Regions from separate parts of the Mus musculus genome. Here regions 2 and 3 are each linked to region 1. Evidence: chromatin loops called from intact Hi-C (ENCODE). Cell type or tissue: heart. All regions are shown on one strand. Each heading gives the region's core, and the rest is flanking DNA. Links, peaks and the distances in the headings are about the cores only. Region 1 holds the start of Fam193a (family with sequence homology 193, member A). Region 2 holds the start of Poln (DNA polymerase N). Region 3 holds the start of Tmem129 (transmembrane protein 129).

The links. Hi-C counts contacts between places; a loop is a spot of excess contacts. Peaks named below come from ENCODE experiments on the same cell type or tissue, not always from the same donor. Only the 100,000 strongest peaks of a DNase experiment are listed, where the experiment ranks them.
Region 2: a loop joins it to region 1, with 2.7 times the contacts of the local background. A loop is called at or near these places in 1 of 42 quality-filtered maps.
Region 3: a loop joins it to region 1, with 4 times the contacts of the local background. A loop is called at or near these places in 1 of 42 quality-filtered maps.

What each region holds. Positions count from the first base shown.
Region 1 is chr5:34,365,240-34,375,069 of GRCm38, forward strand. Fam193a (family with sequence homology 193, member A) reads left to right here and starts at 4,694. Exons shown (of 21, transcript NM_001243123.1): 1 at 4,694-5,188. The coding sequence starts at 4,967. In heart, for the core only: no CTCF peak of the experiment used is centred there; DNase peaks (open chromatin) are centred at 4,512 and 5,282; H3K4me3 peaks cover 2,795 bases; H3K27ac peaks cover 1,849 bases.
Region 2 is chr5:34,165,770-34,175,599 of GRCm38, forward strand. Poln (DNA polymerase N) reads right to left here and starts at 3,757. Exons shown (of 25, transcript NM_181857.4): 1 at 3,621-3,757. It overlaps Haus3 (HAUS augmin-like complex, subunit 3), which reads right to left and starts at 3,655. Exons shown (of 5, transcript NM_146159.1): 1 at 3,621-3,655; 2 at 1,636-2,674; 3 at 147-586. The coding sequence starts at 2,544. In heart, for the core only: a CTCF peak has its summit at 4,041; DNase peaks (open chromatin) are centred at 3,822 and 5,192; H3K4me3 peaks cover 2,169 bases; H3K27ac peaks cover 1,621 bases.
Region 3 is chr5:33,653,506-33,663,335 of GRCm38, forward strand. Tmem129 (transmembrane protein 129) reads right to left here and starts at 4,472. Exons shown (of 4, transcript NM_026698.3): 1 at 4,118-4,472; 2 at 1,818-2,292; 3 at 1,208-1,367; 4 at 1-1,109. The coding sequence starts at 4,322. The coding sequence ends at 861. It overlaps Tacc3 (transforming, acidic coiled-coil containing protein 3), which reads left to right and starts at 4,623. Exons shown (of 15, transcript NM_001040435.3): 1 at 4,623-5,222; 2 at 7,717-7,879; 3 at 8,016-8,140. The coding sequence starts at 7,718. In heart, for the core only: a CTCF peak has its summit at 5,064; DNase peaks (open chromatin) are centred at 1,096, 4,516, 4,936 and 6,093; H3K4me3 peaks cover 3,340 bases; H3K27ac peaks cover 2,565 bases.

The DNA.
Region 1 (9,830 bases), core at 1,286-9,285:
CAAAACAAAAAGAATAACAATAGCAAAATCCAGCAGTACTCAGCTCTGCTGGTACAGAATTAACAATTGAATACAAAGACAGCCATCACACAGTGCACCCCAACAACCAGGGTTCAAGTTCAACACCACTCGTAGCTCACAACCGCAACTCCTGTTTGAGAGGATCTGATGCCCTCTTCTGGCTTCTGTGATGGTGCACAGAAATACATGGAGGCAAAACTTCCATACACATAAAAATTTAAAAAAACATAGTAAGTTATATAAAGATAGAATATATTTTGACGAAATCTAAAACCATGTCAAACTGGGTTAGTGGGTAACTGCACTTGCTGCCAAGCCTGAGAGGACTCATGTTCGATTGTGCTTGAAGGTTTGGACTGGACTGCTGGTATCCTGACCAGGAAGACTGGAATTTTCCCAAAGAACTACCTCTAAACAGGTCTACATCCCCCTTATCCTACTAACCATCTTTCTCCCCTACCTTTGGTTGGTGGGCTAGAAGGGAAATTAAAGTGTATAAGAACCCTTATTAAAGCAGGTTTTGAAAATCTACACCTACACTACCTCTCTGCAACTGAAGTTCCAAATTAAACATTTTTGTTTTGTTCTTTTGTGTGTTTGGTTTGTTCTTTTTTTTTTTTTTTTTCAAATAAGAACCTTTGGTCATGCGTGGTGTTATGTCTGGGCAGTAGAAAAGTAACAAAGGGGCTGGTGAGATGGCTCAGTGGGTAAGAGCACCCGACTGCTCTTCCGAAGGTCTGAAGTTCAAATCCCAGCAACCACATGGTGGCTCACAACCATCCATAATGAGATCTGACTCCCTCTTCTGGAGTGTCTGAAGATAGCTACAGTGTACTTATATATAATAAAAATAAATAAATCTAAAAAAAAAAAAAAGTAACAAAGACATTCCTCTTGCAGAGGACCTGGGCTTAATTTGCAGTACCCACATGGTGTGTCACAACTGTAATGGCAGTCCCAGGAAATCCATGTCCTCCTCTTGCCTCCATGGGCATACACATTGTTCATAGACATACATGCAGGCAATACAACCACATACACACAAACACATGACTAAGTATTTTTTTAAGGAAGCCAAATAGCTAAGCATGATGGTCCTGTAACCCCCAGCATAAAATGACTGCAATTTCTAGACCACTCTGGGCTTTAACTCAAAACCCAATACTATTTAAGGATTTGTAGCATGGTGATGGTGACATATACCCTTAATCTCAGCACTGAGAAAGAGGTCAGGTAGATCTCTGTGAGTTTGAGGCTAACATGGACTACAAAATGAGTTCCAGGAGAGCCAGAGCTGTTAATTTTTTTTTTTTTTTTTTTTTTTGAGACAGGTTTTCTGTGTAGCCCTGGCTGTCCTGGAACTCACTCTGTAGACCAGGCTGGCCTCGAACTCAGAAATCCGCCTGCCTCTGCCTCCCAAGTGCTGGGATTAAAGGCGTGTACCACCACCGCCCAGCAAGACTTTATTTTTCTTTAAAGAAACCAGATACAACCAGGTACAGTGACATATGTCTATAACGTAAGCACCCCAGAGGCTAAGACAATTGGAACATGAGTTTAAGGCCAATTTAGGTGACACAGTAACATTCTGTCTCAAAGCGAGATTTAAAAATAAGAGATTCCTGAGTATGATACTTATAAGCCTTGAGTGGCTCTTGAATACTTTAAAGATGGTGAATCTGAACAGACAAATGCTAAAAGCATAAAACAGAAGCTCCAGAAACCATGTGAAAAGAGATGAACATACCTCAACTTCTATACCTAATCCTAGAATTACAGAAGCTGAGGCAGGAGGACCAGGACTTCTAAGGTAGTTAAATTGTCTCAACATAACTTGTTGAAACATTTTAAAGACCACTCTCTAGATTTGTTTTTTAATAACTCTAGTTTGCTGGCTAGTTAGCTTCACTGGAAAGATGTCAGAGATCTTTGATGTTTTTGTGTAAGGTTGCTTAAGATTGATTTCAGTGTAGGTTTGCTTTTGTTCTCATTTTTATCTTGGTTAGGAGTCCCTGAGCATCTTGAAATCATGGGCAGGTGGAGCTTCCGTTAGGTAGACTATGCTTCTATGGCACTGCATCCTTTTTTCCCCAACTGTGTGCCATAGAACTTTCCTTTCTGGGTCATACCTGGGCATTTGCAGTCTGTAGTGTAGCTCAGTGACAGCATGCTTGCCTACTGGCATATTTGATAGTTATGGTGTTTACGTTGATTTATCTCCCTTTTTTTTTTTTTTTTTTTTTTGGTTTTTTGAGACAGGGTTTCTCTGTAGCCCTGACTGTCCTGGAACTCACTCTGTAGACCAGGCTGGCCTTGAACTCAGAAATCTGCCTGCCTCTGCCTCCCAAGTGCTGGGATTAAAGGCGTGTGCCACCACCGCCCGGCTATCTCCCATTTTTAAAATCTTAATTTTTTATTTTTTTTCTGGAGACAGGGTTTCTGTCTTTGGTTGTCCTGGAATTTACTCTGTAGATCTGCGTGGTCTCAAACTCACAGAGATCTGCCTACCTCAGCCTCTTGACTACTGGGATAAAAAGCATGTGCCATTTTACACACACACACACATATATGTATTATTATATATTACACATATAAATCATATTTTAAGTATAATATATAATATAAACATATATATTACATAATAAAACACTATATATTATGTATATGATATTCTGCCTTCTGTTGGCTTCAGGTATACATGTGGTACATATACATACAGGCAAGCAAGCACTTATTCAAATTTAATTAAAATATATAAAACGAAGTATGCATCTCCATGGCATTCCCTGCTTAAAAGCCTTCCATGGCTCTCCCAGGTGGTTAGAATAAAACGAAGCTGGTGGTGGCACACACTTTTAGTCCCAGAACATGGAAGGCTGAGAGGCAGGAGGATCTCTGAGTAGTATAGTCTACATATCAAGTTCAAAGCCAGCCAGAAATATACAGTGAGATGCTGTCTGAAAAACTGAAACAAAAGCAAAACCGAAAAACCAAACCAAAAACTCACCCAACCAAGCAAACAAAACAAACACCAAACCAAAAACAACAACAACAAAAAAAACCCTCTTCGGCCTCCTTATAGAAGCTTAGAGATTCTGTGAATTCATTTGCTCTAGAAACAAAGTGTCTTTGTACATACACTTATGTTGGTGCCCAAAGTTATACCTGAGCTAGAATCTGGGCCTTGCCTCTGAAAACTAGAGTGGCTTTGGGCAACATCCTTAGCACCTATAAACCTGTTTCTTATCCATAGACTATGACTAATAGCACCTCTCAGGAGAGTGTATGTGTGAATGGAGATTTGACAGAGAATGACTGCACTGCTGGACAAATGGTCATTCATTCACCTAGCAATTACTGGAGTGCTGCATGCCCAGCCCTGTGCCTGCAAGGGGTTGGGATTATGGTGGAGGCAAGCACTTCTATATCCTGTGCCCTCTAGGATACTAATGACACTTAAAAATTTCAACTCCATGCCAATGTGCCAAGAACAGAAGAAAGCAAAGTGGTTATGGAAGTAGGGAGGCATTCAACTGGACTCCTTAGATGAAATGGAGGGAAGGGGCGGTCCTGACACTGCCCACCTATGGAGTACTGAGGGAGATTTAGCCTGGCATCCTACTACACTTTAATATCAGAGCTATCCAAGACCTGTTTGGGTGAGGGACCTTCATTCTATTGGGAAGTTAGTCATTGAAACGGGGTTCATCACATTGGGCTGCTCAGGTTTGGGGTGAAAAATGGGTCAGAATTGCTGAATTGGGCCAGAATGACTAACTAGGAGGTAATAGGAGATGGTTCAGGAGCGCATGTCTGTATGTCGCAATGCTAATCTCAACAGATAGCACTTGGTTCCACTGATGGAATCAAAAATAGGTATGAACTGCGGGAAACCTTTGGTTTGGGTCCTTGTACCTATAGGCGATAAGCAGGGCGCCAAGGAACAAGGTTTCTAGGTAGTGGTCCAGACTTCTGTCCTGAACTAAAGTCCTCCTGGTATGTGGTGAATGGAAAGTGATGAATAGCATGGGCGATGGCCTGAGGAAGCGCTCCTTTAAGTATGGAGACTTTAAAGAGAAGCGAGGAAGGAGTGAGGCAGGCTCCTGCTTACTGCAGGCCTTGTCAGCGCAGATGCAGTGAATTACCAGTCGGCGGATGCCGGCCCTCTTTCCACTGGCCCTGGCATAGGCCAAGGTCACACAGCGACAGGTGAAAGGGGCACGCTCGAACCTGGACTGGGCCAAAGTCAGCAGGGCCCACTACGAGCAGGGCAAGAGCTTGGGTCTTTGGCAGGAGGCTGTACTAAAGGAACTGAGAGACCGCCAGAGTTGGAACTGCGAGACCCTCTTGGACCCCGCCCGCCTCCAGCTCCGTCCGTGCGCGGACTACAGATTCCACAGGGCCACGCGGCGCCGGACGTCACCCTAGGCACACCCTCTCCCCGCACGACTAACTGCGCGTGGCCCTACGGGAGTCGTGGTCCCGCCCCACACGCCCGGGCGGAGCCGCGGGCGGCTGGAACTACAGCTCCCGGCATGCCTCGCGCGTGGCGTCGGGGGCGGGGTCCCAGGCCAGGGGCGCGCCGCCCGGGAGGGCGGAGTGCGGGGGGCGGCCGCCCGCGCCCCTCCCCCTGCCGCTGCTTCCCCCCTCCCCCGACGTAAACTGGGATCCCTTTCCCCTTGTGTCCGCCATATTGGACTCTTAACTCTGGTCAGCGGCGGCACCGGGCCCGGTGGACTCGCGTCGCTCTCGCCAGCAGCTGCCCCTCAGATCCCGTCCGCCCCGCCCTCCCAGCCCGGGAGGAGACCCCGCGCCGCGCCCCCCGCCCGGCCGGCCGCAGCGCCCGCCGCCGCCTCCGCCTGCCCGCCGCTGCCGCCGCCGCCCGCGGCCCGGCGCCCGCCCGCGCCCCTTCCCCGCCCGCCGTCCTCCGTCCCTCACTCCCGCCATGAGCCCGGCCGACGCTAAGCGCGGAGCCAAGCGCCGGAAGAACAAGCGCGGCGGCGGCGGTGGCTCGGGTGGCGGCGGCTCGGGCGGCAAGGCCGGCTCGGCGGCGGCCCTGCGCGGCCCCCAGGCCCCGGGCCCCGGCGCGGCGGGCCTGCTGGGCGGCGCGGCGGCCCACGGGCCTCTGGGCGCGGGTGCGGGCGGTGCCGCCGGAGGCTACTTCGAGGTAAGCAGCAGGGGTCCGCGGGCGGGAGCGGCCGCCGCCCCCTCACGAGCGGCCGGGCGGGCGCGGCCGGCGGATAACGGGCCGGCGCCTGCCTAGCTGACAGCTCCTCCCGGGCGCGAGCGCGGCGGAGGGAGGGCGGCGCCGGCGGGACCCCCGAGGCACACCGACTGTGGCCTTGAAAAGTGCCCCCTAGAAGTTTCTGGGTACCGCCTGGCGCACCACGGGCGCGGCTGTCTTGCCCTCTGTGCCTGCTGCTGTAAGCTCTCGGGAGCCGCCGGGGTCTCTTTCCTCAGGAGTGTCAGCTGAGGATAGTCGCAAGGGTTGGGGTAACTATTTTTTCAGGTTTACTTACGCAGGCATGCTGTGGATGGACCGCTGTCTCTTTTATTCTGTTTCAGAAGATAGTGCTGGTACGTGGGATGCAGTTGGCATAATCGGTTCTATAGATTGGATTGGCCACCGAATGATTATGGGTTTCTCTCAAGTTGCGTTCTTGTAAGGTTGCTAAAACAAGTTATCTTCTTTTAAAAAGACATCCACAGTGAAGAAACCAAAGCTTTAAGGGGTATTTGTGTGCCAAGTCATGAGGCAGATTTTTTTTTTTTTTAATGAGATTCGGAATATTGTGTTGGCACAGTATGTATTGAGAGCAGTTGAGAAAATTGTTGGGGATGGGCATGGGTTTTGATGCTCATGTTGTTGCAAGAAAGTACAGTAATGGATAAATACTTAAGTTTTCCTTATTTGTTCCCGGTGTTCTCTGCAGTTTTGGTGCAACTTTGGGAGCTTTCTTCGCGGAGTATTGTTACATTTGTTTAGCATCTGGGGTTTGTCCTTGGGTTTGAGTTTCCAGAGTTTGGCCTTTTTCTTGACTCTGGACAGCTCTAGTTTAAAATGAGGTTGTGATTTTTCATTTTGGGACTTTGTGGGTCGCCTTTGCTTTTGCTGGAAGGGGAAGGTGGGAGGTTGGCCTGTTCGAAAGCTTTATAGAAAGGGTAATAGTGGTTGCTGGAGCTGGAAGTGAAGTACATCCATTTCTGTATGTACAGTGAAGACCAGCTGCTAACAAGGAGCCTTACTCCTCATACCTCGTGCTAGGTAGGATTGAGTAATTGCAACATAACATAGAATTACCTGAAATAACTTGCTTTTTGTAGCTCTTCAAACTCAGATTATGCATAATTTTGACAGAATTGTTTGTGTTGAACTATTATGCATCAAGAGTTTGGGCCATCACCCACCATTAAAAACAATCATACACAAAAAAGTTTCATAAAAGGATTCCCAGTCTTTTCTGGTCTTTGCTGTTCTACTTCATTTCCTTAATAAAATACTTGTTCACACATTTCTCTGTGCGTTATTGAATTTAGACATACATCATGTAAAAACATTGCTTTTATTGTATTTTAAAGTTAAGGTGTGTTTAGTTTAAACATCTTTTTGTGTTTTCCTCATATACAAAACAAGTCTTCATAGCAGTAGAACTAAAAATATCCTTGTAACCCCAGAGATCTTTTTTGTTTTGATTTGATTTGAGAATGGGTCTTTCTCTGTTTTGGCTGTCCTAGAACTCATTATGTAGAGCAGGCTGACCTGGAATTCAACAGAGGTCTGCCTGCCTCTGTCTCCCTATTGCTTGGATTAAAAGCATCACCATCATACCCAGCTCCACAGAACTCTGAAAATCCAGTTTCCATACAAAATGGTAAGCTCTTTGGGTGCCTTATATGGCACAGCACAGGTATGCATAACAATGTCAGGTAACTGTTGGACCTGTACTTCCCAGAGAGAAGTCTTGAGCTTCCTCTACTCTCTCTAGGTCACCAAACCAGAAGGTGACTAAGAAAGGACAGGAAGGACTGTCCTTATCCTTAGTAGGGAGTCCCACATTGCTCTTAGTGCTGGGCACAGAACTGTAGGTTATACTATCTTATTTGAGGTGGCTCCTGAGCTAGTTAGTGGAAATGTGGGTATGGGTAACTTCTTGTGAAATTGTTGGTCCAGAAGTAAACTCTGGTGTCCAAGGCTCAGGGTGCAGGTTGCACAGATTTAAGTTTCTGAGGTTCCTTTGTGCTTGGTGTCAGACCTGTACTCCTTGTTGGGCACTCAGATCCTAGGCTTAAGATTAAACAAATAAATGTAGGGAAGATTGCAAGCAGTGTTTAGTGGCAGTCTGTAAGTGATGTATGATTGTGGCCATTGTGTTTCAGGATGCTGAGCTGGTCTTTTTAGGGGTTCTGCTTCTAGATAATAGGGCTAATGTTTTTGTTGTTGTTTTGTTTTTTATTCTAATTGTGAAATGGGGAAATTTGGACTCAGGTCTTGGACTTGAGCTTGTGCAATGGTTAGACTACTCACTCAGTGAACAGTTAGGTGAAGCATATCAAGAGTAAATCTAATTATTTTGCATTTCTATTTTAAGATGATTTTCATAATGTTCATGATACATTAAAGTGGAAAGGATTATAGGTGTTTATAGCACAGAGCTGTTTTTGTAAAATATTGTGTGCATATGGATTTACATAGGAAAGTCTTGTCCACAAAGACTATGGTGGGCATTCTGAAGCTTATTCTTTCCTTTTCCCACATGCTTCAAGCTTTCAAAATTTGAAATCTGCAGTGAGCGTTATTCATGGACCAAGAAAGTGAATGGCATTAAAGCCTGAGACAACTAACAGCGTTTTTCTGTTTTGTAAATAAACTAGTGAAGGGTTTTTCTACCACCCTTTGGCACTTACATATTTTGATATTAGGTACAGAAACAAACATTATCTACATAATGAGAATTGTATTTTCAAAATAATTATCTAACATTTAGTCATATATACTTACAAAACCCAGGTTCCTTCTATTATGGAAATCGACCTGTGTTATTAGTTGTTGGAATATCAGATTACATGTGACATATTCACACAGGGCTGGAATGGGGATTTAAGGTTATTTTTGTAATGATGTGTGAGATTTATAAAAGGATGCCATTTAAGGTAGGGGTCAAAAGGAGTTTTCAAACTGAAAGTTAAAGTCAGAAACCTGTCACTGGAGCTGGGCGTGGTGGCACACGCCTTTAATCCCAGCACTCAGGAGGCAGAGGCAGGCGGATTTCTGAGTTCGAGGCCAGCCTGGTCTACAAAGTGAGTTCCAGGACAGCCAGGGCTACACAGAGAAACTCTGTCTCGGAAAAAAACAAAACAAAACAAAAAAGCCCCCAAAAAACCCTGTCACTGACTATAGGCATTTGTAATAATGAATCCCCTTTTATCCTGATACTAGGAGTGTAGATAACAATGGGCTAAGGCCATCATGCAAGTGCCTCTTGATCTTAGAGGGTATTCAGGGTCTGGTGTTCATTTGGGTCTTTGTAGTAGGTGAAGGCACACTTGTAGTTCACATTGCTTTGTGATCTGAGGAAGTAGCTTGAAAAAAAATCTAGAACTTGAGGTGCTTTAAAGGATTACTAGTTTAACTTAGCTTACATTAACTACAATCCAGGCTTTAGAAAAAGTGCCATCACAGAGAGCCCTGTTGTGGCAGGTTTTTAGAGTGCTTCATGACATGAGTGTTCCAGTGCCCTGTGCTCCTTCATCATTCACTTCAAGGTGTGATACCTGTCTTGGCTATATCTTCCACTTGTTTGTGAGTTTTATACAAAAAGGGTTGTTTTGTGCCTCAGTGCTTTGGCTCAGCTTTTCATTTGTGATGACTCCAGGGTAAGATTGCTTTTTGCTGTTGTTCTATATAGGATGTACACTTTACACTGTGAAAATTCCTCAGTCTGTCTGATGTAATGTGGATGGACATTGAGATGCTTTAAGGCTGATGTGAATGAGCTTACATTTCTGCTTGTGCCTTTTGATGTGCATGGGCACTGTTTGAATTGGGCATGTTTCTGGGAATAGAATTGCTGAGTATGTAGATATGTGACTTGAGGTTCAACTGATCAGTTTTTCTAAGTGATGCTGCTGTAGGCTTATTAAAAGTTAATGTATAGGGGGCTGGAGAAATGGCTCAGCAGTTAAGAGCATTGACTGCTCTTCCGAAGGTCCTGAGTTCAAATCCCAGCAACCACATGATGGCTCACAACCATCCATAACGAGATCTGGAGCCCTCTTCTGGAGGGTCTGAAGATAGCTACTGTGTACTTACATGTAATAAATAAATAAATATTTTTTAAAAAGTTAATGTATAGCAAAATTATGTTTTGTCTTGGGAAACAGATGTTGTGTTGTTGCTTGGGTTGGTCTCAAACTCCTGAATTCAAGTGATCATTCACTTTAGCCTCTCTGAGAACTTAGAACTGTAATAGTATACCACTGTGCCCAGCTTTGTGATCCTAAGGATTGACCTTGGGGCCTTGTGCATGCTTACTACCTATTGCTCAGTTCTGCCTCCAACCTCATTACTCTGATTTTAACGCATGTGAGTCTCTTGAGGTTACTGTGTCAGTCAAGGTACAGGACAGTTTCATTAATCAGAAACATACTCCTGTTATCCCTGTACAATTGTACTCTCCCCCACTCTTTATTCTTGACACTCACTGTTACTTAAGAAAGAACAAAGTCTCATTATGTAGTCCTGGCTGTCCTGGAATTTGCTTTGTAGTCCAGGTTAGCCTTGAGCTTAAAGATCTGCCTGCCTGTGCCGT
Region 2 (9,830 bases), core at 1-8,000, 200 kb before region 1:
AACTTAAAGGATAAAAGAAAAAAGAAAAGCAGAAAGGCCAAATCTGAATACAAGTAATTTTTAAACCTTTAAAATTTCTGTTCCAACTCTCTAGTATTTCACAAAAATAAAAGAAAAAAATGCTAAGGAAGCAATGACATACATACCTATGAGTGGAATGATCTTTGGTGTCGATGGGAGTCCTTGAGGTTAACTGCTCAGATGCTGGTATGTCTGATAACACTGCCAAGTGCTGGCAGAGCACCGTGTTTCTTTGACTGAGTTGTTGAACCAAACTCTCTAGTTGCCGATATGTATCCCAATGTTTTCTCAACTCAATCTCATATGATAACTGGACAAGCTCAAAAGATGCCTTCTGTTTTATCAACTCATTTAACACTAACTCTTGTCTTGCCGTATAATAATCTTGTTTAGCAATCTGCAGTTCAAAATCGCCCTTTACAACTGGCATGTTCAATAGCTGAGCATATTCTTTTACCACAGCAGGCAAAACTTTGTCTTTTATATGAGTGATTTGTTCTTCAAGTTTTAGAATCTCACTGTTTAAGCTAGAAATTTCTGCATCCAAATTTTCTTTATCAATAACCTACACAAAGAAAGCAGTAACATTTTAAAATGTAGGTTTAAACTTTTATTTTCTAACTATTTTCATTGTTTGTTTTAGATGGTCAGATAATATATGCAATGAATAAAAACTAACTTATTGGTATAAGCCAAAACTAACTTTAAAGGAAAATAAGGACTAAGTCAAGAGAAAGGCCAGCATGAACTACTGAATTTCAGTACACTATATATATATATATATATATATATATACACACACACACACACATACATACATACATACAAACAAACAATAATGGCTAACAAACTAGAAGATCTCATCGTTATCATAACTTTAATAAGTATACTACTCATTATAACAAATGAATATTTTAATTTTCTTAAAATTATATAGTATTTTCTTAGTCCATGAGCTGATTATAGCACACAGATTTACCAGACTTGTTATTTCAAAATGTTTCTGTTGTAGTAACTAATTTAATACAAGTATTGGTTCAGAAACCTCTACATTTTTATTCAACTATCTACTGCCTATATTATCAAGAAAGCAAGCTTCTAGAGAGTGCAGATGAACAACTGCAATATATCTACATATTCTCAACAAGTAATGAGAAAGTCACTCCACTGAATCCTGGACTTCATTAATACTATCTTCTTGTCAGAGGAAACAAGGCAGAATATCCATAGTTAAGCAAGTAGTTTCCTTGGTTTATACCAAAAAACAGAAACCCCAGTTTAATCTGTAATTGAAATGACACAATTTTCAGATTCATAATGCAAAGTAAGGTTATTTTTGTCCAAAATTTGCTCAGTAATATTACTGAGGATAAAATTACTAAATTCTAGTAATATGATTAATAATATATTTGTATGAAATACATACTGCAAATATGTACTATAAAATTACATTAATTATATTACATAATTAATAAATTATATTAATATGCTATACTAATATAATTTTCTATAAAATTAAAATTAGATTTCCCCCCTTTTCTAAATTAGCAGCAATATTAAACTCTATATTCCTAACAATTACAATATGAATTCAGTCTTATTTCTTATGCTTACCTCATTGGTTAGTCTATTAAGATTCTCTTCCGCCCATTTTATACTCGACTTCATGCTCAAATTACTTGTTTTCAAGTATATGATCTGTTTCTGGACACAAATACATGCCATCTGCAGTCTAGCCATCTCCAGTCGTCGCTCCCTAAGGATTTCTTCATTATCACAAATAGACGGTGTTTGTATATCTAAAAGTTGAAAATTGTCTTCATTTGAACTTTCAACTACTTCGTGCATGCCCTGAAAGAATTGCTTTTTTGTGTATAAGGTTAATGCTGCTGTGCTCTGCTCTTCTTGGCTTATGTATTTTCCCAAGGGAAACTGAGATAAAAACACCATTGGATTTGTTCTTTCACTTAAATTAGAATTTCTGAAGAATATCATCAAATTATTAACTTCCTCAGTAAGACCCTGAAGTTCATTACTGAGCTTAGTATTCACAGAATTTAGGAATCCTTGCTTCTGTTTCAGCTTCTTAGTGGCCTCCTCTTGTTTAGCATTTAATGCCAGAAACCTGTAGCTAGTTTCAGAAACCATTAACTGGTATTTATTCCGTCGCTGAATTTTTGAGTTATTTAATTTCTGCAGAGTTTGAACCTCATCCTCTAATATCTGTATCTCTTTGTCATCCAGTTTGCATGTCTTCAAATCAAAAGTTTTACAGGTCCTAAGAACTTCATCCAATGCTGTTCCTTCTAGGATAGGCTTGCCTGATCGCTGGAGATCGCTGAAGGCTTCCAATTCTTTTTCAGACAATACATTCTGTTCATTCACATTCCCACAAAACCATTTCAAGAATGACTCATCTTCAACATCCTCAAAGAGCCAGTCAAAATCTTCTCCATTAAGAATATCAGCTTTGGGATAACCAATTTTTTTCAATGTTTCCACAAACTCATTTCCACAACTCATGGTTTAACTACTCCTGTTTTTAAATATTTGATATGAATCTATTTTTTTAAACTAAGTTCAAACAGAAAAAAACATATTTACGCTAAGTCCATAGAAGAAGGAAAAAAAATACAATCTATAATGTGTTTTCCTAGTGGGGGAAAGAACACAAGTATTAGACCATGAACAAGGCAAATGAATTTTAAATATACAGATCATTTTATCAGATGACATCAGGAGACTACTTAAGTTAAAAGCAGATGCACGTGCAATATCTGACAAAGACAAAGCAAAACAGAAGCAATCAGGGTGTTGCTTAGGACACTACAACAGTAATGAAGAATCTAATTAATGAAGATATAACAATAAAAAAAAACTGATTTTTTTTCCCAATGATGAAATTACTTAAAATAAATTACATTTTGTAAAATAGCTGTTTCCCCTGTAGTTTCTAGTTAGGAAAAAGAAATATGCCTACCTTTCTAAGGAAGAATCAACTAAATATTTACTTCAATCAGCGTTCCATCAGTCTCAAAGGACTCAATCTATAGATATAACCAGTCTAACGCAGAGAAAACCAGGACAAATTGACAAGTTTCAAAGTACCCATCAATCATCAAGTAAGAAGTTTTATTTCGAATAGAACACAATGAACCACGACTTGAACCAAACTTAGGTCAGTGACAATGGCAGGTCTTAAAATCACGATGTATTTGACACTCTGGTAGCAAACTCTCTGGGTTGGTTTTGGTTTGTTTCTGAGTATCCAGTTATGACACTTAAGAGCTCTAATAAAACACGCCCACAAAAGTACCAAATTGCTGTTTTTAAAAGCTGGGTAACAGATAAGTGTGTATTTCCGGTTTAACGTTTGCCTCGTATGATTGAGGCCTTGGGTTTTATCCGCAGTATCCGAAAAATAAAGCTACCAACCCCAGCCGGATGACCGGCCACGTACCTCCGCCCCCACCTCTGGCACAAAGCCTCAGCCTCCCCGCACACCCCGCGCCTGGGCCCAGCGACCTCTATCGATGCCTCAAGCAGGCTGTAGGAGGGTAGCGGCGGCCCCGCCAACCCCGAACTTACAAGACCCTTACCTCAGGAAAGCCGCAGTCACTGCTCTCTGCCAGCCTCCAACCGCGCGCGCCGCAGTGCCTCACGGGAGTGCCAGGACGCGCACGCGCAGATTACAACATCCGTAAAGTCAGCGCAGGCGGCGAGGTATCCCGGAGAAAGCGAAGGAGGACCCGCAGACCAACCCCCTTCAACGAGCCGGGGTAAAGTGATTGGCTTTCCTGACGGACGCACCGCCCCTTAGCCCCGCCTCTGGCCCGCCGTCCTTCCCGCTAGGCTCAAGAGGATTGGTTTTCTCACTATAGGCTCTGCCCTCGCTCCGCCCCACCCCGCCCCCGCTCGGGAGTTGGAGTCTGGGTCTCTTCCGGCTGCTTTGTTGCCTTGGCCATTTGGCCCTCTAGTTCAGTTAGGCCTCCTGTCCTAAGAATGGCTTGCGGTCTGTGACACCACTAGGGGACCGGAAGTTTGAGGCCGAACAGACCCCTTCTTCCCCCAACAGCTCTTACCACCACCACTGGTAGGGTGATCCAGCGTTGGTGCTAATAACAAGCAGCTGGGACCCTATCAGGTCTCTTGCAGGGTAGGATTGTTGGCTATAGAATCTTTTACAATGGTTATTTAACAAAAATCACTTAACTCCCAAGGCCTCGATGACTTCCAAGCAAAAGCTGACTCCCTCCAAGATCCCATCTTCAAAATGTCAAGGTGTAAAATACATCAGTTTTAGAATGCATTTAACTCAGAAGTACAGACATTCTGAGGATGCCCGCCGTCATTCAATGAAAGACAGAATGCTGAACTCAGATGCAAGCCTAGTTAATGTCCTATGGTCCCAGAAAACTGATCTTTGGAGTTACAGTTGGCATTGGTAACAACTTGTCTGTATGGGTCATAATCTGTTCATTTTTTTCTATCAGACAGCATTTGCAACTTAACCACTCTCTTGTAAGATGATATATAAATTCACAAGATCTGGGCTTTGATCATTAAAAAAATAGTATTCCCCTCTTCTAATCATAAATAGGGTGATGTATCAGACAAGGGTCTAGTCTAGTTGCTACTAGGTAGAATTCTTTCTGGATCTTTTTCCCTGGGCTTATTTGTTTTGTGAGACAAGGATTTGCTTCTCTACCCAGGCTGGGCTTCAACTCAAGATCCTACTTTAGCATCTCCAAGTGCTGGGGCCACAGGTATGAATCACCATGCCCAGATATTCATGTTTTCAAAGAGAGAAAAACTAATGTTCTAAGCAGATCATTTAAATTTGAGTTGAAGACATTTCCTATTAATTCTTATTTAACTTTTATCCTCCTTTTGAAGGTCAATAAAACCGGAAAGTAAATAAAAACAAACAGTACAGGGGAAAAGTTCTTAGAATGGTGCCTAATGTGGTTAGGACATCAGGGGACTGGCCCAAGAGGACCCCAGATGCCAAACTGGAGGTAGGGGCTCAGCAGGGAGCTGGCGTTGAGTGGGTTTTGGCCAGAGGAAGTGCAGGCAGTACTTTTGGGAAATTTTGCTGAGGCGGCAAAGACTGAGAGAAAAAGAGCCAAATGACACAAGATGAGGGGGTGGGAATGCAAGGCTGAGAGGATTTTTGGTGTTGTTTTGTTTTAAAGTGGGAGGAACTGGAGGATATTTATAGACTGTGCGGAAGAGCTCGGAGGAGATGGAATTAAAGATGCCAGAAAGACAAAGGGCTACTTTGCAGGCTGAGGTTCCCCCCAGGCACAGCCTGGGACCCATGAGACCTTCTAGAAAACCCACTGTTCTTAGTGACTCCTGGCCCCCAGCTCGCTCTCTTGAATTGCTGACCACCGCTCCTTGTTTGAGAAGTGTTTGCGAGGCCATAAGAAGCCATGAAAACATAAAGATTAGAACAGGATCAGCCCCCTGAGTACAAACAGCAAACACAATGGGGTCAATTATACAGAACTGGAAAGTTTTCTTGGGACTGGATTAGAAACTTAAGAAGGCAAGTATGTTAAACTTATTTCCAAGACAAGCTTGCTTTCTTCTACTCAAACTCAGTTGTGGTTTTAGTGGGGTCAAAAGGTAACGGGAACCGAGGAGCTAATCGGTCCTAAGCAAGCCTGTGAGAATGTAATGGGCGAAACAAACCAAAATGCAGGACCTGAGTCTTTTCTGTTGGCCTTACTCTCCTGTCATCAATATTAAAAATTATTTTATGTTTTATACAGTATATTTACAGACAGTTTTAAAACTTTGTATACAACTGTGCTGTTGAAGGTTGTTTTTGGATGCAGTTTAACGGAAGTGAAGAGATCTGTTCTCCAGACAACATGGAGGAGGGAGCAACAGCCTCAGACATGTGTTAGCTTGATTCTACCAAAAAAAAAAAAAAAAAAAAAAAAAGTCACAAAAGGTTTGAGAAAGCTGGCACTGGACAATTCGGAAAAGGCAAGGGAGCCCAGGAGCTGGCAGAACACTGGGGGCCGTCAGCCAGTGAGATGTGGTCTGGCAGCTTCCTCCTATCGGTCTTGTTCTTCCAGAAGAAAGTTGACTTTTCTTAAGACCATGGAGTTGGGGTCAGGGATATTTGCTCTTGATTGTATTTACACTCCTGTGGTGAAGGTAAAAACTCAGTACCAAACTCAGAAGTATTTAGGTCTACAAAACTAGGAAGGGGTCACCATAGTGGTGGGTAGACAGGGGTCTTTGGAGATGGAAGCCGGTATCAGGCGGCCTGCAGAGTTTAGGGGTCTGAGGAGTCCAGGACCTCAGGTTGCCTGAGAGGTTGGTCAGTTGAGGAGGAACTGGGATGAGAGCCCATCCTTCCCTACAGCTTGCTTCCCAGGCCAGTGGCCTAACTCTGGAACAATCCAGAGCTCCTGTCCTCTAACTTTCTGGCTAAAGATTAGGAAAAGAGGACATAAAATGTCCCACTAGCAATTAGTCCAGATTAGTCCAGCCTCTAATTTATACAGCCATCATCCCAGCAAAAGTCGACAAAGGGACAAAAGAGGAATAGGAACAAAGTACTCAGGGACCACCTGCAGAAGAGGCTGGGCTCGAACTAACCATGAGATCCAAAATGAGCTGGTAAGGACAAAGGGTTGAGTAGAAGGTAGGCTGAGTTGAGGTGAAGGCCAGGAGCCAGCAGGCATCTGAGTTTAACTCTGGGGAGGAAGAGGATGAGGAGCTGAAGGGCCATCTTGGAACCACTCTAGCAAGGGTTAGGATTCATGCAGGGATCTCAGGTGGGGGCAAACATGGAGGAACAGAGAGGCTGGTGGTGTGTATGTAACAGAGAGATAGGCTGGTGTGTGTGTGTGTGTGTGTGTGTGTGTGTGTGTGTGTGTGTGTGTGTGTGTGTATAAGAACTAGAGTCGGGTCAGAAAAACTACGAAAGGCATACCATATCTGAGCTTTGAGTTTCCTAACCATGAGATGGACCCTGCAAGACTGAAGTAGGTGCTAATTATGCAAAGTGCTTAGCACAGATCCCTGGCACCCACTGCTTCCAACAAGAAGTAGTAGCAGGTAAGACTAAAAAACATAGTATTTGGAATTTAAGTGTTCACATTGATATCAACACCTAAGTCATATCAAGTCTGAGGTTCTAATTGTGTTCACATCAGAAAACTCCTTTTTCTCTGAGTTAACTTCAGCCTCCTCTAAGGCTGCCCATCCCTTACCCCGTTTCTAACAGGAGGCAGGGAAGGCAGGGATACACATTTTAAGAGTCCAGGCTGGTTGTTGTCTGCCGGGAGGACGAATCCCTCCCCTGGTTTCATGGTTCCACATTAAAACTTTTTAGCAGGTACCACTAGGCCATCTCCAATGGGCTCTTCAGAGGGTTCAGTGAGGTAACACCATCCTCTCTGGAAGTCCTGATCCACACCTTTTGTGGTATTCAAGGTGGCAAGTCCTTGAAGGACAAGCCTCAGTGTACTCATCTGTCTGGGAGGACACCGAGTCCTCCAAGAACCAGAACCAGGATTCCTGCTAATGGGCTGGAGCCTCCCTGTAGGCAGTGGAATGTCAGCAACACTATCCTGTTTTCTCTCCAGTGTGTGTTCTAACCACCTCACAGCTGCTCTGAGGGCAAGTCAGAACCCTAAATCCCCATGCTAGCACCGAAGCACAGCTGCCCACGTTTCCACCTCAGCAGTGTAGGTCTCGAAGGCAGAAGCTAGGCCTGAGTCAGCCTAAGGATGCTGGGATAGACTGGAGGAGTCCTTGAGGTGTAATCTGGAGACCCAGCAACTTCTCTGCAGAGGGCATCTGGCCAGCATAGCACCCTTAAGGACTGAGCTATCTTTGGGCCTACAATGTCGGAGTCCAACAAGAACACCTGGCTTAGAGTAGGCTGTATGGTACTTCCACCCAAGCCTTTACACAGAGCTGCTCAGCTTCCCAGGAATGGAGGTTGTGGACGTGAAGGTTGCTTCCCAAGGGCCAGGATGGCCCTGGCTCCCGTGAGTCCGTCCCTCTAGCTGAAGCTAGAGAGAAAGGAGCAGAGCAGAGCAGATAGAAATAACTAGAAACCAGAAAAATGAGGTATAAAAATCTGTATTTATATTACAATGACAGAATGACACAGCACAGCCCCATCTGTTTGACAGGTGGGATGGGGTCCCATTCCAGTCTGCAGCTCAGGTCTCATAACTCGCCCACCGCACTGGCACCAGGCCCCTTGTGTAGCCCCTGACTCTGGCACGGAACCTGCCCTAGTGCCCTAGTTTAGAGGCCTGAGAACTTGCTTGCTAGCCTGGGATCAAGACCCTCTGTGCAGGCACAAGGGGTGAGAGGCTAACTGACCCACCAGAGGCAGGGAAGGCTTGGGGCACACAGAAAGGTAGGAACTGTCCAGCCACAGTTTGGTGCACAACTCCATCTGCCTAGAAAGGCAAGCTCAAGCACCTGCAGGTGAGAAATACAGAGGCAGGCCTAGGGGCCGTCTAGAGACAAAACCTCTGTGTCCTCTCCTGCTAGACCAGCTGGGCCTGCAGCAGGATGGTGGGTCTGGTACATCTGGACCACCTCCTAGTAGAGAGGCCCAAGCCTGAGCCTGGAGTTCCAGACTCTGTTATGGCACACCGCATGGCTCACATGGACAGGTGCAGGTGGAGGACATAGCAGCAGCTATTTTGGTCCAGCTTTCTTTCCACAGACACACAATAGCCTTGGCTGAATCTGTGGCTACCAGTAATGGCCATACTGTGCAAATGGTAGAGAGCAGGAGAAGGAGTAATAGATATGTAACTCTTAGCACCAGCCCCCATGCCTATAGATCACCCCTCACAGGCCTGCTAGCGGAAGGGGCAGCTGGCTAGCACCCCTGGGTGACTGAGGAGGCCAACTCCCAGGCTACATGGGATCCATAGCCTGAAAAGGCAAAGGGCTGAGCTGCCACAAAATTCAGCCAAGGGGGCCAATCTGGTCACCAGGAATGGGCTCTGCTGTCAGGGGTGGAAGCAGAAGCTCAGGTGCTGGAGATGGAGCAGGGAGTTGATAATCTAAGAATTCAGGGCACATCAGGAGCCCTGGAGTTGTGGGTCCTTTAAACAAAGTCCTGTGCTAAGGGTAGGTGTGCTGGGGAGGTGCTTGGGCAGACACTGAAGTGCCCAGATGGGCAGAAAATGTTGACAGAACCAGCTTACTAGGATGTTGACGATCTTTCCTGGAGACACCTACCCAGGCCTGCTGTCCACCTGTCATTCTGAGTGCCCACAGAGCAGGTTCTATGCCAGAGCTGTCTCCGGGAACCTCATTCTGCCTATCAGTAGGCCTCTCACCCTAGGATGCTCATTGGCATGACTGAAGATAAACAAGAATTTCCCCACAGTTTGGAAATTGTTTACGAATGCACCAGAGGAGGTGGCAGGTGCTGCTGTGGGCCAGCCCGTGGCCACTACCCAAATATTGCTGTGTGGTGCCCCTAGAAACAAAGTCTTCTAGTATTGAAAGGCCAACAGAAGCCTCCTGGACAGGCCTGTACTACTTCCAGAACTGTGTATTTATAAGCTGCCCATGGCTGACACTCCAGGCTCTATGCTAGCAGGCCTGCTGTCCCGGAACTTTCAGGCACAGCCACTCTGCCAGTTACCATGGAGGCACCACTGGAGGCCAGGTTATAGCCCTGCAGGATACAGGAATCAGCCTCGGGAGCCACAAAGGCATGCATATGTCCCTCCCAGGAGGCTGCAGCTGCTGGGAGGGGCTACCTGTCGGAAAGCAGTGAGGGGGGCACCTACCAGGAGGCCTGG
Region 3 (9,830 bases), core at 697-8,696, 710 kb before region 1:
TGAAGGAGAGGTCATCCCTCTAGCAGCTACACTTTGTGTCAGAGATGGAGAGTAAAGAGCAACCTCTTCCCCACCCATCTGTACCATAGATAAGTGAGTACATCTATGTATATGTGCGTCCATCAGAACCTTAACCACTGAGGTATCCTCTCCTGATCCAAGCACCCCACAGGGGCTTGGCTAACCCTGTGCTACACCCCTGATGGGTTTCTTTCTGGATAGTCCTGTGGCTCTCTGGTCCTTGGCTCCCTAAAACCCTTTCCTAGGGTTAGGAGTATGAGCTTTTGGTCTCCCCTGGACTAGAGAAGCAGGACAAGACAACAAAAGCATTGTGGACCCTCTAAAGCATATGCAACCCTCGTGAGGAACTTGGGAAAGTACTCTGTCATACCTTCCTACCAAGAAGTGGCCCCTTGGCTAGCCACAGTCACCAGGATACCCTAGAAGAGGACTTCACACTAGAGTGGCACCCTGGTGACCCTCTCAACTGTCAGTGTCTACCCAACACCATAGGGTCTGGTTTTTAACTGAAATACAGGTATGCTATGTAATAGAATTAAGGCAAACAGGCCAAATAAAGGCTCTTGAGCCAAACTCCAATGTCTTGGGGCTTTGGAGCATCCTATGTGGCATATCAGCCCCACCTGGAGGTAAACTGGAAGAGAAGAGGCTGAAGGTCCAGGGATAGGGCATTTCCATGAGAATTTCTTCTAAAACTCTTCAACTGACCATAGATAGACTCAAGGTAGAGAGTGGCTGTAGATTAAGTGTGTGCTTTAACTAGAACCTCTTGTCAAAGTCAAAGAGCTTCAGGCACTCCCCAGAAGTGGCTAGTGGAGACACAGAACATACTGTGATGCTCAGCGTACACAGCACACATCCAGGATGCAGAAGCGGGCACGGCAAGTGGGGCAGGGCACACGGCTGGCTAGCCAAGTGTCAGGGCGCTGGGGATCCTGGCGGCTGGCAAACCACTTGCCCATGCAAGTGAGACACCACATGGGTCGGCAGTAACACTGCTGGCACTCGCCGACCGCTGGCTCCTGACAGGTCTTCACCAACTTCACGCTGGCCCGTGTTTGCATGCAGCCTATACAGGGCTCCAGCTCCTACCGAGAGGCAGTTGAAAGAAAAGGGGTTACAGAAAGGCCTACAGGATGGTCCTGGGAGGAGTTCCACCCACTCTCCCACCCGGGCCAGCCCCCACCTGGTTGCTGGGTACTGAATAGGCTGGGTTGACCTCCACATGGGAAGCAAATGTTTCTAGGAAGAGGTCCCCCAGGCTCTGGCGGATGACCACATTGGCTGCACTTCGGATTGGGGCGTGGAGCTTCTCACATAGTTCGCCATATTCTGATGAATTCAGCCTGCAAGAACCATGGCTTGATGAACTGAGACCATCTGCCCTTGGGTCCACAACCTAAAGTCATTCAGAACCAAAAGCGGGCAGGGCCAGGAAAAACAAGCCACCTCGGTGAAGGCATAGCTACTAAAGATGGATGTGAAGGCAAAATCCAGAGTCACTGGTCACGAATCCCCAGCAGGATGGACAGGAAGAGTCTGGAGCTAAAGTGCCACCAAACTACATTCCTAGGCCATCACAAGAAGGTATAGGGACAGCTCAATGACAGAGCAGAAAGAGCGACAAAAAGAAAGCAGAAGGCAAAAAAAAAAAAAAAAAAAAAACCAAACTTGAAGGAGGATGACACTAAAGGGGTCAATTGACCAATGTCATATAGGCCCCAGCAGTGCCTTAGTCTTCCTCTACCTTTAACACCTCCTAAGAAGTACATGATCCACAACCACCATGTACTTACCGAATATCAAAGGGCTGTGTGCCAGGGCTGGTGCTTGCCACACGTATAGTAAGAAGCTGCACAGGTAGGTTTGAGTCTGGCGAGAGATCATGCTGCCGTGACTCTGTCACAGTCAAGTGAACATCCTGTTGCTGAGCCACATGTACACGGTATGTGGTCACCTTCATTACCCATGTGTCTGTCACAATCACTCGGGCACCAGGTGCCCCTGTAGCAAACTTGTCAATCCGTCGGAACTCTGTGTTGATGGAAGAAGCGACAGCCTGCCAACCAGACTGTGGAAGGGCATAGAGGGCCAGGGTTTGGGCCAGTGGGTGTCGGGTCCACCTATCCCAGGACCAGTAGTAGATCAGGGTACAGGAGAGAAGGGGAAGGGTCACAGCCAGGAGAAGGAAGAGTTGCCAGGCTTCTGGGGCCTGACCTGGGGAGTAGAGCTGCTTTTCTGAGGCTGCAAAGCACATGCCCATGTAGTAGCCTGCAGAAGAAAAGACATCTCAGGGGAAGACCTGGATGCTGGGGGCTCTCCTCCTCCCATGGTAACCCATCTGAACACCACAGCGCTCTCCCTGTGCTTGGGGAAGGGAAGAGCTATTTCCTTTCTGTTGCCAGCCCTGAGCCTTGTCTTGGTAACCTAGGGCATGATTAGCTCCCAGGACACGTTGCTTTTACCCCTTCACCTCCACAGCAGGCCTGCCTCAGCTCTTAGCCAGAGCAATGGTACCTCATATTAGAGGAAAGTATTTGCAATTTACTACTATAACTTCACAGACAAAGCCAAGTAGAAATCAAATAAAATCAAAGCTGCTGGTTAGTGGTGATTCATGCTTTCTATCCCAGCACTCAGGAGGCAGAGGCAGGTGGATCTGAGGCCAGCCTCATCTACTGATCTAGTTCTGGGACAGCCATGGATACACAAAGAAAAACAAACAAATAAACAAAAATTTCCTAGAAAACCAAAAGGAAACGACTTTACATAAACTGACCACTGGCCTACTTGAGACAGTTCTTTGGGCTGTATCTTGGTATCTCAATTTTGCCTCCTCTGAGGAGGCAGAGCCAACATAGCCCATCTCAAAGCTGGGACACTGAACAAGAAAATGAGCAAGTACCCAGTGATAGGGCACCTTGCTAGAACAGAGAAACCAGTTTCAGAGCCCTGTTAACCCAACAGGGAGCAACTTGAACATCAAAATGATCTGCAGATGGTAAGGTACTGTTTGAGCAGGCTCCAATCTGCAAAAAACAATAGTAACTGTTTACTTCTAGCCAATTCACTACATGTTAAAATAACTTGTTATGTAGCAACAGAAGACAGCTCCACCGTCTGTCTGCTCTCAATATGACCTCCCTGAGTGACTTGTGCTTATTAACTTTGGGTTCCTTGTTCTGGTATGGGAGTGCCCACTGGACAGCCCTTGGTCAGGAGTCCTGCCTTAGAGCCCCACACTCTTGATATGCCTTGCAGTGTACTAACTAGGTCTCCAAACCAAACTACATGACCATGCCAACTCCATCTCCAGTTCTCCAAAGGAGTCCTCTCCACCCTCCTTCTTCTCAAAACAGATCTGAGTGTTTCTATTACCACACCTGCCTCTGCCTCTCTGGAGCCTAAGCAGCTGCTTCACACCAATCATTCCTGTGCCCAGAGCTGCAAGTATGACAGACAAGCAGACATGTGTTCTCCCAGATCTATCTTTCCCTGTCCCTGTAGCTTCCAAAGGTCTCCTTCATCTGGATCCCAGACTTCAATCACTGCTATATTCCAGCAGTTTCCCCAACCTTTCCTCCAATCAGCCAACAGATGGGCCTCTCCGAGGTCCCACTAGCACTTGGGGCACCACATACCATGGCCTTGGACAGGGCCATAGACCTAGCCCGGCAAAGGAAACGCTCCATTAACATTCCCAACCTTGACCGTCTTCATCTCTGCCTGCTCTTCTTACACCCACCTTCCCCTGGGATCTCTCCAACCCCTGTTGTAATGAAATCAACAGGAGCTCTTTCCTATAGAAATCGTCCAACATAGCAAGCAGGCTGAACGATTCTGCACTCCAGCCGCAGTGATGTCAAAGACTGGAGCTTAGCCCCACCCGAGCACCACTCGCAGGACAGCGCCAGGGCCGCCGCCTCCCAACTGGAAGAGCGTATGGTGCTCTAGAGCGCTCAGCTCACAGCCAGGGCTGCAGAGATCCCGCTTGCTTGTTCATGATCTTGACCGGCTTCTGCTCCAGTTCCTCACCCTTGGAGTCTCCAAGCGCCCGGTTAAGCGCCAACCACCGGCCGGCACACAGGAGGCTCACCTAACGGCAGCAGTGAGTGACACAGTAGTGTGGCGGAAGTGCGGCGAAGGTGGTAAGGTACGAAGGCGGCGTCCTCGCTGCCCAGCCAGCCCGACAACAGATTCTGCACTGTGAGCCCGGCCGAGTAGAACTCGTTGGGCGTGAACACGAAGCACACTGCGAAGACCAGGTAGGCCAACGTGAAGGTCACCTCAGGGCTGTCCATCCCGCCACCGCTCACTGGGCCGTGCAGAGGCAGGAGAGTCCAGTTCTGGACAGTTGGTTTGTTGCCGCAGCCACCGCCGTCAGATCGCCCGCGGGGCACTCTGGGAAACGGAGTCCAAGTCCGGCTACTGGCGGGGCATCCTGCGAATCTGAGCGCCTCCTGTCCAGGCACCCGCAAAGCATTCTAGGAAATGGAGTCCCCTCCTCAGGCTGCCCGCGGGGCACTGTGGGAGACAATTTCCCTGTTGGGTTGACCCGAAGGGCACCCTGGGAGTCAGAGTCTCGCGAGGCCGCCCCCGGCATTCTGAGTGGGGAGTTCTCGGACCCTACGCTGACCCACAAGCTGTGAGCCGCCCAGACACCCCCCGTAAGGGTTCAACTTCTCCCTTACAAACAGCTCGGAGGAGACACTGCAACTGGGTCCATTTAACAGCTGAGAAAAACCGAGCCAGGGCGAACTGGTTTCCAACCGCATTCGCGGCCGACCATGAGATTTTCTGGGCCATGATGGCTCTCACAGTCACTGGCTACCAACAAGCCCTCTCGGCCCCCGATGCTAGACCACAGTTCCCATACGCCCCAACGCTCCCACTGTGCCCTCAGTCCCGGAAGCGGAACTCCCTGCGCAAGAAGGGCGGGACCAGTATGGCTTGCAATTGGCCACAGGTGGCTCTACGGAAGCCTCTTCTCCAACGCGCTGATTGGCTGTGGAACGCCAACTTTCGGTATTTGAATCTGGGGCGGGCGTAGCGGACGACGTTCCGGGACTGCGAGAGCGGACCTTGTTGGGGTTCCTTCGGCTGGGTTTCTCCTGCTCCGTTTTCTTAGCGCGAAGCGGGCACGGCGCTCCTCCCTTGCGGTGGGCGTCCGCGCGGGCCCAGGGCTTGGCAACCGTAGTCAGGTAAGGGAAACGGCGATTTTTTATTTCCCTCGGGCGCAGGGTGGGGATCAGCCCCACGGAACTTGATTCCTGCGAGCTGAGTTACCGTTCCTGTCTTCCGCAGCTTCGCTCTCTCCCTTTGTTGAGGACCCACCCCTCACTCCAGCCTCCTCTGTTCTAAACTCAGGGGATGCACCTAGCCTCCTAGGCAGGACAGGAACCTGCCCGTGGGCTGGGCTTTGCAGGCCGGCCTGCCAGTGATCTCGGTCTGACCCAGTTGATGGCCTCCAAAGAGGCCGTGCTGGTTCCTGTTCTGGTCGAGCGTGTCGTGTAGGAGAATCGCGTCTCAGAGCCAGGGACATCCGTCGCCCCAAGTCTCTTACTCCATCTTTTCTGCGAAACTATTCTGTCTGTCGTCTGTCTTCCTGAACCCAGGGATATTTCTTGTTCCTGGGTCTGTGCCTCTAAGTCCTCCTTCCGTACAGCCTGACCACAACTTCAAAATAAATGGCTTCTCTTGGAAACGCTTTCTTTCCAACTCCAGATGGTCCTGATAAGTTTCCCTTCTCTATTGCATCCTTCTCTGAACAGAGTCCTTTAAGGCTAAGGCCTTTTTCCTCAACTTTAGCTACCAGAATGACCTCATGCCTATACCTATACAATTTGGTTCAGCAATGCATATTTCCAGTCATGATCGCTTGATTGTACACTTCTGTCCATGCACTGTTCGAGGTGGGAGATGTTTCTTTCTCCTTCAACCTTCAAACTTCACCTCAGAGACCATCAGTCAACTTGAGCTTTATCATCTCCCATAGGTGATTTGACCCCATACTTGTTCTCAGAAGGACAGGTGCAGCAGCAGCAACAAAACTTCCTATGTTCCCTGCCCCACCCCTAGTCACTCCTGCACCATGAAGACATCAGAACAAGAGGAAAGGCCCCTTGTGGGTGGGACCATCTCTGGGCTGGTAGTCTTGGGTTCTATAAGAGAGCAGGCTGAGCAAGCCAGGGGAAGCAAGCCAGTAATGAACACTTTCCCCCTTTCCCCCTTGATCACTAATTGAGAAAATGCCTTACAGTTGGATCTCATGGAGGTATTTCCTCAACTGAAGCTCCTTTGTCTGTGATAACTCCAGCTGTGTCAAGTTGACACAAAACTAGCCAGTACAGGTTCTGATGTCTTCTTGGTGCAGGAGTGACTAGAGGTGGGGCAGGGAACATAGGGAAGTTTTGTTGCTGCTGTTGCACCATGGCCTCTGCATCAGCTCCTGCTTTCTGACCTGCTTGAGTTCCAGTCCTGACTTCCTTGGTGATGAACAGCAGTATGAAAGTGTAAGCCGAATAAACCCTTTCCTCCCCAACTTGCTTCTTGGTCATGATGTTTGTGCAGGAATAGAAACCCTGACTAAGACAGAACCCAAATCTGGCTTGTCAATTTTTGTCTCCAGGAACTCCCTCCAGGAGCTGGGGACATGGCTCAGACAGTATTGTGCTTGACAAATGAGCATGAGGACTTGACGTCAGATCCTCAGCACCCACCTAAATTGTGTGGTGTGGCTGCACCCATTTGTAATCCTAGCACTGGGAAGGCAGACTGGAGGATCCCTGGAGCTCCCTGGCCAGATTGTCTTGCTGAATTGGTGAGCTCCTGGGTCAGTTAGTCTAACAAGGTGGAGAACAATTGAAGAAAACACCTCCTGTCAACCTTTGACCTCCCCTTCACACACACCTCCAACCCTCATCCCATCCGAAGCAAAAGCTGAACCGATTGTTCTGCTTTCTTGCCTGAAAGACTTCACCTGAGGCTGTACAGCCCAGAGGCCTATGCTTGTAAATTCCACATCCATTTCAGTGCCCTTTCCTCATGCTTTCTGGGAAAAAAATCCTAAACATTGCTCTTGATTTGTTTTCTCTACTTTATGACCTGTGTACCTTGCTGAGCAACCTAGTCTACCTCTCTTTTGCTAAGGGAACCTCTGGTTCTGTCCCTCTCCCTCATTTCCTCAAGGCTCCTAGAGCAGAGTCAGCAATAGCTTCTCTTGATGACCTCCCTCCCCAGTACCTCTCCTTACTCCTCAACCAGAGCCCCCAAGGTTTCACCCACAAGAATCCATGGTCCCATGCCTCTGCCTCCCAAGTGCTGGGATTAAAGGTGTGCTCCACTACCACCCTATTACTTTGGTTCTCTTCAAACCAAAATTATATCCCCTAACTCTTGTCTTACAGTGTAATACATTAATGGGAGTCATTTTGAACACCTGGTTCTCTTTCCTTCTCTGCCTGAACCCTTTTAGCAGTTGGCTCAGGAAGTAGCAGTATCCTTGATGCAATACAAGGGACTCTGAGGCTTTCTCTGGAAGATGACACCTACTTGAAGTATTAAGTATACCTGTAAAGGGTACTAGCTCTACCTGTCCAGAAATAGAACATCTCCCTGCTATGCTCACGGGGCATTTCTGTACATACGCTGCAGCATCATTGACTTCCTAGTGACTAAAACATACTGTTTTCCCAGAATGAGTCTGCATGTCTTAAATGACGAAAACGTGCCCAATGAAAAGAGTTCACAGTGCCGTGATTTCCAGTTTTTGCCACCAGAACTTACCGGCAGATCATCTGTTCTTTGTCTGTCACAGAAAGAAAATGTACCACCCCAGAGCCAGGCTAAGGCCACAAATGTAAGTGCGGACTGTACTGTGTATGCTCCTCAGGTACTCTGGGACTGGCTTTCTGAGAGCCTTGCACTGTAGCAGGTTGGCTTGCTTGTGAGGGCGTGTATCATGGAGCATATGCACTCTCCTCGACTTTCACTAGGTGACGTTCCAGACACCACCTCGGGATCCACAGACACACAGGATCTTAAGTCCTAACATGACCAATAAGCGTGAGGCTCCTTTTGGATTACAAAATGACCACTGTGTCTTCTTACAGAAAGAAAAGTAAGTGTGGATGCCTTTCACTGTTCTTCAGTACTGTCTGTCCTCTCTGAGGGTTGTTGCAAAATCTTCCAGTCCTGTCCTATCTAGACTTTCTTCTCTTGATCACTGTCCTTAAGTGTAGTATCTGGCACGGTTGTCAGTTGAGAGTTAATCATCAGCTAGTTGAACTGTTTTAATTCCATCCTTTACTCTTTTGCTATGTTCCTACCTAACCCCAAAGCCCATATAAAAACTACCCAATCCAGTTATTATCATTGTAAGCTGTAAGCCTAGATTGGGCAGATCTAACACTATACAAACTTCTTCTCCAGCTATAAGATCCCTTGTTACTTACAGTTCCTCCTGGCCCAACATGGCTTCTTCCTCCTCCTGTTCCATCTTTTCTCCTTCCCCTCTCATCCTCTCCTCTTCTCTCTTCTCTCTCTCTCTCTCTCTCTCTCTCTCTCTCCCCCCTCCCTCCCTCCCTCCCTCTCTCACCCTATCCCCACTTTCAAACCTCCAGTCCCATCTTTCCCCTCCATTGTCCAGTCGCAGGCTCTAGCCTTTATTGACTAGTTAAAATGGGAGACGGTTCACATGAAATCACCTGAGTACATAATGGGCTGCTTGTCGAGGGCAGCCCCTCTTGAGGAAGCAGAATTACCATCAGAATATAAACAGCACCAGGACAACCCACAGTGCCTACCACCTATTCTTTATTTCTATGACTTGATAGAATGATTAGATCTTATTTCCAGACAAGATTACCTATAGTTTCCTTCCTATTGAGTTTGCTTATCTCTCCCTTCTGCTTAAGATTAGCGTTTGGCACCAAGTGGTGGTGGACACCTTTAATCCCAGCACTCGGGAGACAGAGGCAGGCGGATTTCTGAGTTCGAGGCCAGCCTGGTCTACAAAATGAGTTCTCTATATAGCCAGAGCTATACAGAGAAACCCTGTCTCAAAAAACCAAATAAAACAAAACAAACAAACAAAAATTAGCATTTGGCTTCCTGTGCTCAAAACTTGGAGAGAGCAGATAGACTCATAAACAGAAATTATCATATGAATGATGAGTCAGGGCTTGGGAGATGGCTCCTTTGGTACTGTTGGCTATACAAACGTGAGGGCTTGAGTTCCATCCTCAGTATCTAGATCAAACTCCCCAAGCCAGTACGCAGAAAAGGGGAACACTGTCATCCCAAGAGCAGCTTCTTAATGTGTGTGTGATCTGGAACCTAAATGCCACTTGTTTATGTAGCCAGCATTCTACTTTACTTCAAACTTCAGGACAAACAGATCTCAGGTTAGTCCAAACGAGGCACAGCTTCAGAATCCCTGTCCCAAGACCATGGGAGAGGCACTCTAGAGTTGTTCACAGCATATGTGCACCTTACTAACAGTAAAATGAGTGCAGGTAGTTCCCCAGTAATCCTAGCATTGTGGCTGAGGAAGTCAGATCAAGAATTTGAAGCCAAGCACACGTGGCACACGCCTTTAATCCCAGCACTCGGGAGGCAGAGGCAGGGGGATTTCTGAGTTCGAGGCCAGCCTGGTCTACAAAGTGAGTTCCAGGACAGCCAGGGATACACAGAGAAACCCTGTCTCGAAAAAACCAAAAAAAAAAAAAAAAAAAGAATTTGAAGCCAGATTTCTCTATGTAGTAAGAGCATTTCTTTAAAAACTAAAAATAAAAAAATAAATAACAGGG